Linked DNA regions of Homo sapiens: regions 2 and 3 are each linked to region 1. A link is a contact called in ENCODE Hi-C or POLR2A ChIA-PET data. All regions are on one chromosome and are shown on one strand. The core of a region is the stretch at or near the end of the contact, and the rest is flanking DNA. Distances in the headings are between cores, read along the strand shown. Region 1 holds the start of HSH2D (hematopoietic SH2 domain containing). Region 2 has its middle 14 kb from the start of LINC00661. Region 3 overlaps EPS15L1 (epidermal growth factor receptor pathway substrate 15 like 1).

Evidence for each region. A loop is a pair of places that touch in the nucleus more often than their neighbours do. ChIA-PET counts read pairs that join two places held with the same protein, here RNA polymerase II (POLR2A). Pooled maps may share reads with other maps.
Region 2: a pooled map shows a loop between it and region 1 (4-fold over the local background). The contact joins the enhancer-like site here to the promoter of HSH2D in region 1. A Hi-C loop is called at or near these places in 2 of 50 pooled maps. POLR2A ChIA-PET finds 5 or more read pairs at or near these places in 4 of 52 experiments (SK-N-SH, WTC11, activated naive CD8-positive, alpha-beta T cell and 1 more).
Region 3: a loop to region 1 is called in a map of B cell, with 5 times the contacts of the local background. The contact joins the enhancer-like site here to the promoter of HSH2D in region 1. A Hi-C loop is called at or near these places in 1 of 168 maps with a recorded cell type or tissue (B cell), 4 of 37 single-sample maps with no recorded cell type and 5 of 50 pooled maps. POLR2A ChIA-PET finds 5 or more read pairs at or near these places in 10 of 52 experiments (CD4-positive, alpha-beta T cell, CD8-positive, alpha-beta memory T cell, OCI-LY7 and 6 more).

What each region holds. Positions count from the first base shown.
Region 1 is chr19:16,141,388-16,144,934 of GRCh38, forward strand. It overlaps HSH2D (hematopoietic SH2 domain containing), which reads left to right and starts at 2,298. Exons shown (of 6, transcript NM_001382417.1): 1 at 2,298-2,387. RefSeq lists enhancers at 1,591-1,640, 1,739-2,433, 1,921-2,080, 2,161-2,420, 2,561-2,640 and 2 more.
Region 2 is chr19:16,000,064-16,004,046 of GRCh38, forward strand. No RefSeq gene overlaps it. Among named protein-coding and RNA genes, the nearest start is that of LINC00661, 14 kb to the right of the region's middle. RefSeq lists enhancers at 1,577-1,846, 1,977-2,026, 2,057-2,246. Within about 2 kb of position 2,141, at least 8 of the 41 ENCODE cell types and tissues checked have a DNase peak (open chromatin) inside an H3K27ac peak, as active enhancers do.
Region 3 is chr19:16,382,392-16,386,013 of GRCh38, forward strand. It overlaps EPS15L1 (epidermal growth factor receptor pathway substrate 15 like 1), which reads right to left. Exons shown (of 24, transcript NM_001258374.3): 21 at 2,738-2,820. Among named protein-coding and RNA genes, the nearest start is that of KLF2, 59 kb to the left of the region's middle. RefSeq lists enhancers at 535-624, 877-1,378. Within about 2 kb of position 1,525, at least 33 of the 41 ENCODE cell types and tissues checked have a DNase peak (open chromatin) inside an H3K27ac peak, as active enhancers do; they include B cell, CD4-positive, alpha-beta T cell and OCI-LY7, where a contact is called at or near this core.

The DNA of each region.
Region 1 (3,547 bases), core at 1,048-3,547:
CTGCCTGAAAGGAGAGGAGGAAGTAGTTTTGTTTGTCTGCCTGGGGTACGAGCACACGGCCAGAGCTGGCCAATCTGTTAGGCACACAGGGCCTGCACCCAGGACCCAAGTGCTGTGTGGGACTTCCCAAAGGGCTTCAGCTTATTTAAAATCAGAAGAAAAAAAACTGAACATCCTAATAATAAATATACAATAAGGAATCCAGCCTGGACCACATCGGTCTTAATGCCAACACAGTTGTAAAATAGAATTTTAAGCTGGCACGGCGGCCCACACCTGTAATCCCAGCACTTTGGGAGGCTGAGGCGGGTGGATCACCTGAGGTCAGGAGTTTGAGACCAGCCTGGCCAACATAGTGAAACCTTGTCTCTACTAAAAATACAAACATTAGCCAGGCGTGTTGGTGGGCACCTCTAATCCCAGCTACTCAGGAGGCTGAGGCAGGAGAGTCACTTGAACCAAGGTGGGCGGATCGCTTGAGCCCCAGGAGTTTGAGACCAGCCTGGGCAACACAGCAAGATCCCATCTCCAAAAAAAATATTTTTTTAATTAGTCAGGTGTGGTGGTGTGTGCCTGTAGTCCCAGCTACTTGGGAGCCTGAGGCAGGAGGATCACTTGAGTCCAGCAGTTCAAGACTGCAGTGAGCTATGATCATACCACTGCACTCCAGCCTGAGTGACAGAGTGAAACTCTGTCTCTAAAATAGGTTAGTCAATTAATAAAAATATTTTAAAATATTTTATAATGGAGGAAGTCCTGGTGTGGACCTATGCGTGCCATGAGACCCCAGCCTGTCCAGGCTCAATTCAGTTTCAAGGCCTTTGTGCCTGCTCTTCCCTCCCCCAGCCTGGGCAATATAGCAAGACCCCATCTCTACAAAAAAATATACTCTTTCTGCACTACGCACTCCCCAAATCAAGATGATTCCTTCTCACCCTCAAATGCCCCTTCCTTCACGTCAGTTAGGTCACCTCTGTGGGTTTGTGCAACTGCTGTTCCCACTTCCTGTTTCCCCTTTGGATTTTTTTGTTTGTTTGGGGTTTTTTGTTTTTTTGTTTTGTTTTGTTTGGTTTTCGTTGGTTTTGTTTTGTTTGAGACGGAGTTACACTCTCGCTGCCCAGGCTGGAGTGCAGTGGTGAGATCTCAGCAAACCGCAACCTCCACCTCCCGGGTTCAAGCGATTCTCCTGCCTCAGCCTCCCAAATAGCTGGGATTACAGGCATGTGTCACCACGCCGGGCTAATTTTGCAGTTTTAGTAGAGACGGGATTTCTCCATGTTGGTCAGGCTGGTCGCGAACTCCTGACCTCAAATGATCTGCCCACCTTGGCCTCCCAAAGTGCTGGGATTACAGGCATGAGCCACCGCACCCAGCTGGTGTTTTTTTGTTTGTTTGTTTTGCGGGGGACAGAATTTCCCTCTGTCATCCAGGCTAAAGTGCAGTGGCGTGATCTCGGCTCACTGCAGCCTCTGCGTCCCTGGTCCAAGCGATTCTCTTGCATCAGCCTCCTGAGTAGCTGGGATTACAGGCACCCGCCACCACGCCTAATTTTTGTATTTTTAGTAGAGACAGGGTTTTACCATGTTGGCCAGCCTGGTCTCAAACTCCTGGCCTCAAATGATCCACCCGCCTCGGCCTCCCAAAGTGCTGGGATTACAGGCGTGAGCCACCGCGCCCAGTTTCTGTTCCCCCTTTGTTGCTTTTGTTTTTGTTTTGAGAAGGAGTCTCACTCCGTTGCCCAGGCTGGAGTGCAATGGTGCGATCTCTGCTCACTGCAACCTCCGCCTCCCGGGTTCAAGCAATTCTTGTGCCTCAGCCTCCTGAGTAGCTGGGATTACAGGCGTGCGCCGCCACACCCGGCTGATTTTCGTATTTTAATAGAGACGGGGTTTTGCCATGTTTGCCAGGCTGGTCTCAAACTCCTGACCTCAAGTGATCCGCCTGCCTCAGCCTGTCAAAGTGCTGGGATTGCAGGTGTGAGCCACCGCACCCGTTCCCCGTTCTCCCTTTGTAATGATGTCTCACTCCTCTTCACTGCTTGATAGATTATAGATGCCAGGAGTCAGGGGGCCTGCACCTGTCTCCGTGTCACCCCTGTGTCCTCCAAACAGCAGGCACACAGTAGGTGCTCAATAACAACTTGCTGGGGGCAAGACAGGAGCAAGCTGTCTCTGCACCTGTGGCACCAGATGCTTTGTTGGACTGCAGACAGGGTGACTTGAGCTGTCCTTGTTCCGCCCCCAGGGCTCACCTGCTTGAGGAAACAGGAACTGCCTCGGGGCAGCCAGCCCCGCCCCATTGACGTGCAGACCTTGAATCGAAACCCAGGCTCCTGCAGGCACTGGCACAGCTACAGCGAGGGCCTCGGCCATCCAAGGGTCTCCCAGGTATGTGACCCAAGAGCCTCAGCCCTCGAGGAGACAGAACGTGGGGGCTGGGCTAGGCCAGAAGGAGGGACAGGGCTAGTGGGGCCTGGGGTGGCAGGAGGGATTTTCTAGGGGCATGGGGGAGAGCTTCGTGGAGGAGGGGGTATTTGTGGTGACCACAAATGGAAAATGGAGCTGGAGTTAGGGAAAAGGGGGTCTTGGCAAGACAACAGCATGAGCAAAGGTATGGAGAGGCAAGAGAGAGAGAGCAAGGATGTCTTTAGGTCTAGAATGTGGGTAGCGGGGAAGTAGAGGAGGCTCCCAGGCCAGGGTCAGGAGCTTGAATTTGAGCATGCGGTCTTTCATCACTAGATAGCTGTTCACCAGCAAAGACCCTTGCACCCTCCTCTGTGCCAGGCCAGCACCAGGACACAGAAAAAAACAACAACACAGGAACCTAGCCCTAAGCCCTGATCCCTAGGAGGCCCTCAGGCTGGTGGAGACAGAGCAAGATAAAGACACTCTAGCTCCATGGAGTCATGGCTGGACCAGAGAGAGGAACAGGGGGGAACGTTGGGGACAGAGAGGGGTGCCAGGGTGTTGTCTGGGGGGAGATGCAGGAAAGCTGCCTGGAGGAGGGGACATTTTTACTGGGTTTTGAAGGATAAATAGGAGCTCTTCCAAGTAAAAAAAAAGAATAAGCCTGTAAACATTACCCCATGATAGGTCACAACTGGATTCATGAATATTGTATATATATCTCTATATATACACAGTGCTAGCTAAACTTTCCTAGGTAAATATCATTATTCCCAAATTAAAGACAGAAATACAGGGACAGAGAGCCATTAAGTGACTTATCTGAGGTCACACAGCGGCTAAGTGGGCGAGCTAGGGTTTGAACCCAGGCCATCTGGGTCGAATTCTAGGCTCTTTTTTTTTTTTTTTTTTTTTTTTGAGACGGAGTCTTGCTCTGTCGCCCAGGCTGGAGTGCAGTGGCTCGATCTCAGCTCACTGCAAGCTCTGCCTCCCGAGTTCACGCCATTCTCCTGCCTCAGCCTCCCAAGTAGCTGAGACTACAGGCGCCCGCCACCACACCCAGCTAATTTTTCGTATTTTTAGTAGAGACGGGGTTTCACCATGTTAGCCAGGATGGTCTCAATCTCCTGACCTCGTGATCT
Region 2 (3,983 bases), core at 891-3,390, 140 kb before region 1:
TGGCCCTGTTTCTAGCCCGCAAGTCTTGCACTGGTCTATACACATTAGACCCTGGTCCTGGTGTCGGCTTTCATGCTGGCAAAAGTGGAGTATTCCGGGGAGACTGGCATCGGACTAAGATCCTGTGTTTATAGAGCCAGTCTAAATGCTTACAAATGCCTCAAATAGCCTCTCAGGGGACCGGGTACTGACGAACTCGAACCAGAGTTGCTCCTGGTTTCAGTTTAACTACTACTGGTGGATGATTTACAGCCAGCCTAGGTGGGTTATCTTCAGCCTATACCTTAGGAATTTTATTAACTAGTCCAAATAATAATTTTTCTTCTTTCCGTGTATGAAGCTGCACTGGCGCCTGCAGTTTCTTTCTATGAAGTCTCCATTCCTCAGCCTGTGGAATGGTAAGGGTTAACACTATGGCTTTTGGGTGAGTCAGATTGAAAGTCATATCTTTTTGAAGCCTAAAAGTAATCTGTGCCTGCAGTTTTTGAAGTAGGTCTCTTCTTAACAAGGGAACTGGACAAGTTGGGAGGTATAGGAATTCATGCTAGACTTCTCGTCTTCCTATAACACACCTCCTTGACTGACTAAATGGCCTCTTCTCTGAGACTCCAGCAGCTCCTGCAATAGTTGTATAGTTCTTGGATAGTGGCCCTATGGGTCAAGTTACTACAGAGTGTTCAGCCTCAGCATCTACAATAAAGTTCATCAATTGGCCTCCAACTTTTAATGTGACCACAGGCCCCTGGAGGCCTAATGAGAAGGAGCCTGGTCTGTCCTAATCCTCACATCCTTCAGCTCCTGTCAGCCCAATCAGGTCAGTATCTGGTTCCTCTAAGGCACCGCAGCCCTTGGCCGATGGCCTCTTTGTCTCACGGCCTTGGCCATTTCTTTCATTGCCTTCTGGACATTCATCCTTTTAGTGTCCTTTCTTTTTGCATCTCTCATATTGATCCCTCTCTAGCTTTCAAATTTGGTCGGCTTTCAAATCTTTGTCTAACTTAACCTCTTCCATGTCCACGTCCACGTCCGTGTCCTCTCACATTGCTAATCTCTTTTTCTATAAGGCCTGCTGCCAACAGATCTGCCTTTTTTTTAAGCCTTCAATCTGCTTCCTTGTTTTCCTCCTGGTCATAGTTAACATACACTTTGGTGGCTACTTCTATAAGCTGGGTGGCGTTCACGCCTGCAAAACCTTCTAACTGATGAAGCTTTCATTTGATGTTACCATGGGCCTGTCCTACAAATGATGTATTCACCATACGCTGATTTTCAGTGGCCTCAGGGTCAAACAGGGTGAAAAGTTGGTATGCCTCACAGAGTCTCTCATAAAACTGACTTGGGCTCTCATCAGCTCCCTGAAGCACTTCTGAAATCTTCCCTGTATTAATTGCTTTCTTTCCACCCTCCCTTAGCCCTTGCAGAAGTGCCTCTTGGTACCTCTGCAAACGCTGAAGCTGAGTTGCATCCTCTGGGTCCCAGTTGGGATCTTGGTCTGGGAGCTGGCCCTGAGCATATGCCTGAGCGTTCACTGCATCTGCTGGTGCAGGGGCTTCTAGTCAGTGGAGAGCTCCCTGTGTTACTCTTCTGTGCTCCTCAGTGTTAAACAGCGTGAGAAGAAGCTGCCTACAGTCTGGCCAGGTTGGATTGTGTGTCAGAAAGATGGATTGCATCAGATCTATGAGAGCTTGGGGCTTCTCTGTGTAGGGGGGGTATGGTGTTTCCAGTTTAAGAGATCAGTGGTTGAAAAGGGCTGGTAGATGCAAGTTCATTGCCCCCCGCCGGACTTGGACTTGGTCATTATAATAAATGGGTCCTCGCGTCTCCCTGAGAGGCATTTGCATAGCTCGAGCATGGCCAGATTTGAGTTGGTCTGCTTGACTATCTTGACTTCCTTCCCTGGCCCCCCGAGGCTCCGATCCTTCCCTTCAGGGTGAGACTTGGGGCATGCTGTCTTTTGAGTCTGGCTCCTGGGGAGCTGGAGCTATCAGCCCCTGTAAAGCGAGGTAGGCTGGGACATATGGAGGAAGAATCTCTGTTCCCTCTGGTGGCCCCTGCAAAACTGGCCTCTCTTGCTCTCTCTGGGACTTTCCCTTTAACTCTGTGTCTGCCAGTGAAGCTGCTCTTACTTTCACTTTTGGGTTGGCTCAGGCTACAAGTGTTTTGCAATAAGGTGCTAAACGGGGCTGGATCCAGGCTGGTCTTGTCTGTGCTATATTTAACCATGAATCAATACAAGGAAATTGGTCTGGATGCCCTGGCTGTCCTCCGACCCCTGTCACCACCCTAAATACACGACCAATTATTTCCTTGTCTATAGTTCCTTCAGTCGGCCATCTAACACCAAAAGAAGGCCATTCTAATTCTCAGAGAGTTCTCAACCTCTGGGGGGTTAACTTAATTCCATAATCCCCTGCAAAATCTTTCTTAAAGTTCTGTAACATGCATTCCAATGGAGTAAGTTTTGATGACTTTCCTCCCATTCCTCCCTTTACAGCGCAGCACACTCACTCTTGCACACTCACTCTTCCTCTTGTTTCGGCTGAATATACCATCTCCTATTACAGGAGTTTTCAGATGCTGCTTGGCTTCGGAGAGTTCCTTATTCCTGCTACAACTGCTGCAGTCGTAGGGCAGCTCCTATTAGCCATATGCAGATCACCGCTAGTCTTAGTCGGCCCCACACTTTGCTCAGAACACACAGTCCAGGCTAAGAGATCTGTGACTCCCCACTTTGCAACTGATGAACCTAATTAGGCCCCTCCATTCACACACTTTCACACACTTCCCCACTCCCAGTTCCCATGTTCTTAATTGGGGTGGTGAGCCACTCTCACTACCTCCAGTTTCCTTTTCCTAACCAACTTAGTGAGCCACTCTTGCATCCTATGTCAGTTGGGGTGTAAGTTTCATCTGAATTGGCGAGCCATTCTCACCACCCCCAGCCCTTCTGGGTTGGATTAATAGTCACATCCCAGGAGGTGATCAGGCTCCCCTTCCATCCTTATGGGGTGGGTCCTGCCTTGGGCCCCAAAACCTTACTGCAGTCCTGAAGGAAGCACGCTGCTCCTGGAATCATCCCATAGCCCCTCAGGTTCCACTGTGCTGCTGGGTAGGGGCACCAGGTCATGAGAGACCCGATCTCCCCTCCGGGCTGAAGTTCTCTGGGCAGTGCCTGGGGTCACAGGTCTCCCCTGGCCCAGGGCTCCTCCAGCCCCCACAGGCAAAGGAGACAGTAAGCCTGTTGTCTCCACTCCTGGCTGGCTCTTCAGAAATGTTGTGGGAAACTGAGGAACAGAGACCGATATGGGAGAACAGGAGGATATTTATTTTAAGGTATGCACCAGTTCAGTGGATTCACATCCAAAAAGCTGAGCGTTGGACAAAAACAAAAGTTAACTTATATAGGCTAGCATACAAGAGCAAAACAAAGACAATAAATTTTACAGTGACAAGCCACATAATCTATAGTGTAACTGCTAACTTGGCATAACTTGTGGCCTTGTATATGCAGCGCATCAGAAAAAAATTAAAACAGGAACTTTGCAAATCTTACTAAATACAAGCATTGGCAAACATAGTCATAACTAATAGTTCAGTACAGGAGAGACATTGAAGGAATTTGTTGTTCTTTTAACCTTTCTCAGGAGTGTCTGCAGCTCATTTCTGCAGGCCAGGTCGCCATGACCTGTCTATAGCCTTGCCTGCAGCAGAGGAAAACTTGTGTTTTTCAAATAACCCTTATTTCTTCTGGAGTGAATAAATGCAGTGTTTATTTTTCTTTAATTTCTGCCTTAACACTGCCCAAAGCAATTTATAGATTCAATGCTATTCCTATTAAACTACCAGTGAGATTATTTACAGAACTAGAAAAAAAACAGTTTTAAAATTCCTATAGAACCAAAAGTGAGCTTGAATAGCTAAGGCAGTCCTAAGCAAAAAAGGTAAAGCTAGAGACATCATGTTACCTGACTTCAAACTGTACT
Region 3 (3,622 bases), core at 275-2,774, 240 kb after region 1:
GCTCTCTGGGCTCGGCAAGAGTGAAGTGTGCTTAAAATAAAAGGAAGACAGAAAAAGCTACTATGAAAACCAGCTCTAAGAGAAACACGTTTGAGTTCACCAGTTGAAGAACTGGTTCAAAACAGAAGACTGAATTTGTAAACAGCAGCCCTAAATATCAATGCACAGCTTTAAACAATTGAGAAGTTGCTAAAAATGGGCTGACGACTAACCCAGTATTTCACAGATGGCTTTTTTTTTTTTTCAGGGCAGAAGAGGGTGAAATAAGTTGGACTCTTGTTTTTATTCTCAAATGCTCCCTGGAAACATACTTTGGGGAATCTGTTTTTAAAGTGAGCTTATGTCACATAGGCTTGATACTGTCTAGAAAAATCTCTTCAGGTGAGGGTGGGGCCTCAACTAAGAGTGCAGGCCCGAAGAGCCTCCCAAAGGAAACTTCTAGAATCAGGCTGTGGGCTGTGACTCTCCTCAGCAAAGCCACGCAGAGGTAAGGTGCTTCAATTCAGGGACTTACAAAAGGGCCTCCCTGCTCTGCTCAGATGGGGAAAAGTTGATGATGGTTTTTTTTTGTTTTTTAAAAAAACACCTTCTTGCCACTTTCATTTCCCTTAGCATTTTATTTATATCCACAATGTTGTTCTTGAAAAACAGATAGGTAACCAAAAAGGAAAAACAGAGCTGCAAGGTCAGGGTTGAGCTCAGAATGCGGCTGTACAAGTGTCATGAAGGCAGCTGATGGAACGCTGGAATCAAAACAAGATAGTATTGGAGACCCATTTTCCACAGCTCTGTCCAACTCTGTCCTGGCCCGGCACCGCCAATAGGAAGTGAGACCGGCTCTGAAATCACAGCTGCATGTGTGTGAAGAGCCCCTGGTTTCAGGGCCCAAGGACAGGCAGAGGGCGGTCATTAGATCCCGGCCCTAGCTCAGGCTCTGCTAGCTCTCCCTCCCTCTGCTCACAGTGAGAGGAGGAAGACAGATCCAGCCTCCCAAAGGAAGAGGAGTCCACTTGCGACAACCAGAAACGACCAGGACGCCTGAGGGACTGCTGCCACCGTGTGGCCAACGTTTTCTGCTTTCGGGAGATGGTTTCCCGCCTGCCCAGGAGCCTGTGCACTGGGCCCTAAATCTTCTGCCAGTCCCAAACCGTGTCACAGCGTGGCATATGAGGGATGGAGGCCTTCTCCGTGTGCTGGAAGGAGGGGGGCGCCATGCCAGGGCCTCTGGGCTCCCTCTGCCCAGGCTCATCTGTGTAAACACACACCCTGCCTCGGTCAGAAGTGGGATCTGCTGCGCCGCCAGGGCACGCACACACGCGTCTTTGAAAACCTGAACAGAATCTCAAGTGCTTCTCGGAATCTGTGTTCTGTGATCACAAGTTGCGACCGCTGCCAACCCCAAGATGCTCAGAGACTCATCTGCTCCACCAGCTGAGTGAACACGGGGCAGCCAAGGGAGACTGCCCAGTCACACTGGCACCTGGGGCACCTGGGCATGGGGCCGGTGGGGCCCCGAGGGGGCCTCATGCCTGGGGCACGCGTCTTCCAGGTACTCCCGGGGCTCCCTCCCCTCACCACCTTCAGGCTGACAGCAGCGCTCACAGGGACTGGGCCCAGCTGCTCCAGGGGACCCCCCACACCGGCCACCCCTTACCACCTGGGCCATGGGCTCCAGGAGGGGGGCTGTGTTCTGCTTGTGGCTACTGCCTCTTCCCGCAGCGTGGATAATGCCTGGGCCTCTGCAGGTGGAACTCGTGAGGAAAGCAGGCCCCTGCAGCCCCCCGAAGACAGAGCCCATCTGCCCCTGCCTGGGGGCTGCCGAGAAGGGACAGAGTGGACGCAGGTGTCAGGGACGGGACACACCTCATCTGCTTTCCTTCATTCCTGCCAAAGAAAAATGCTCCTCACTCAAACAGGGAAACATACAACTCACAAGGAAGCACAATGGTGCCGCAGCCCTGTCCTTCCCACTCACCACAGCCCCCATTTCCAACTTTCCAGCAGTTTCTTCCGGAAGGCACCTCAGTCGTAAGGGGCTTCTATTGTTGTTTTTTGACTTGTCCATTCTGGATGTTCCCTGTTGAATTCTCTATGCTACCTTAAAGATGAGCTCCAACCACACTGCCAGCGTCTGGAGAAGCCCTACAGCTGTCTGGGACCAGAGCCACAGTGAGTTCAGGTCACCGTGTGGTGAGGGCCGGACACCAACGGGTCCAGTCTGGTAACCAGCCTCGCTGCTGTCCTCCTTCAACAGTTCACTCCTCACCTGTGGATCTGTCTGCATTTATTCAAGGAGGCCGGCCCTCACTTTTCAACACCCCTTGAGAGTTCTGTCACATGGGCGACTCTGAACACTCGCTGGCCCACTTTCCCTGGACGCCTCGCACCTGCAGGCCTGCTGCCCATGGCCCTCTCGAGACGCCTGTGCCCAACGCCTTCTCAAGTTTCTACTCGGCCATGGCAATGACTTCACCGTCTGAGACCTGATGGTCGTCAGACACCAGTGGGAGCCAGGGGAGCCCAGGGCACCTATGCCACTGGGAAGGGTCAGGGCTCACCCCACGGGACTGCAGTGCATTGGATCACAGCCATGGATGCTTTCCAGACCTGACCTTGTGTTGGAAAGGTGCCGGGGAGATACATACGTGACATGAACAATTACGCCTGGCAGCCCACACCATGACAAGAGGCACAAAGACACTAGCAGAGGCGCGGGGGCTCCGTGGAGGGGCTTTACCTTGGACATCTGGCTGAAGTCGGCAAAGCCTTCAGCACTATTGAAGGACCCACTTCCGAAGGGATCTAAGGTTCCAAAGGGATCTGCAATCGGCACCAACAAAGTCAGAGTTACAGGTCTTTAAGAGAACATGCCTTCTGGGGTGGAGGGGAAATGCTAGATGGCCCCTGAACCAGGAGACTCAGGAAGGCTGCATTTATTCATTAGACACGTGTGTCTGCATGAAGGCCTCTCAGCAAGGCCCCCCTGCCCACTCTGGCATGGCAAGACGGTTTCTCACTGTGACGACCACTCTGGGAGGGCCAGCATCATTCACGGTCATCAGAAGAGTGACAAGTTGCCACAGAGGCGTGGCCCCTGGGTCCCACTGGGTCTCAATGGGTCAGGAGGCGAGGAGCAACTCCAGGGCGACCTGCCACCCACATGATTTATACAGGGTGGTGTCTTTGGATAGAGGTTTTTGCTGTGTTTTCTCCTCTAACCTGGAAGGGATTTGCCTAGAGTACTGGATACACTCGCCTATGATACCAAACACTGCTACCCGCCCCACGCAAGCTGCAGGACCAAGCGGGGCCTGTTCCCAAAAGAAAGGGGGTGTCCACAGATGCTCCCATTGCATAAAGGCTCGAGCGTGCATCTGCGAGTTCTACACTGTGAGATGAGGTTCCTTCAAACACAGAACCCACAACATAGGCCAGTACCTGGGGTCAAATTCTGGATTTCTTTTAGGGAAAAAACCCAAAGATACAAACCAAAGATTTATAAGGAGGAGTGAGTAAACAGTAGTTAATATCACTGGTGCTATTACTGAATTCCTACTGCCAAAATTCCTTTCTGGAAAGATGCCAGCGCGTGCCCAGGAAGGGGAGCAGCAGCGGGTGCTTG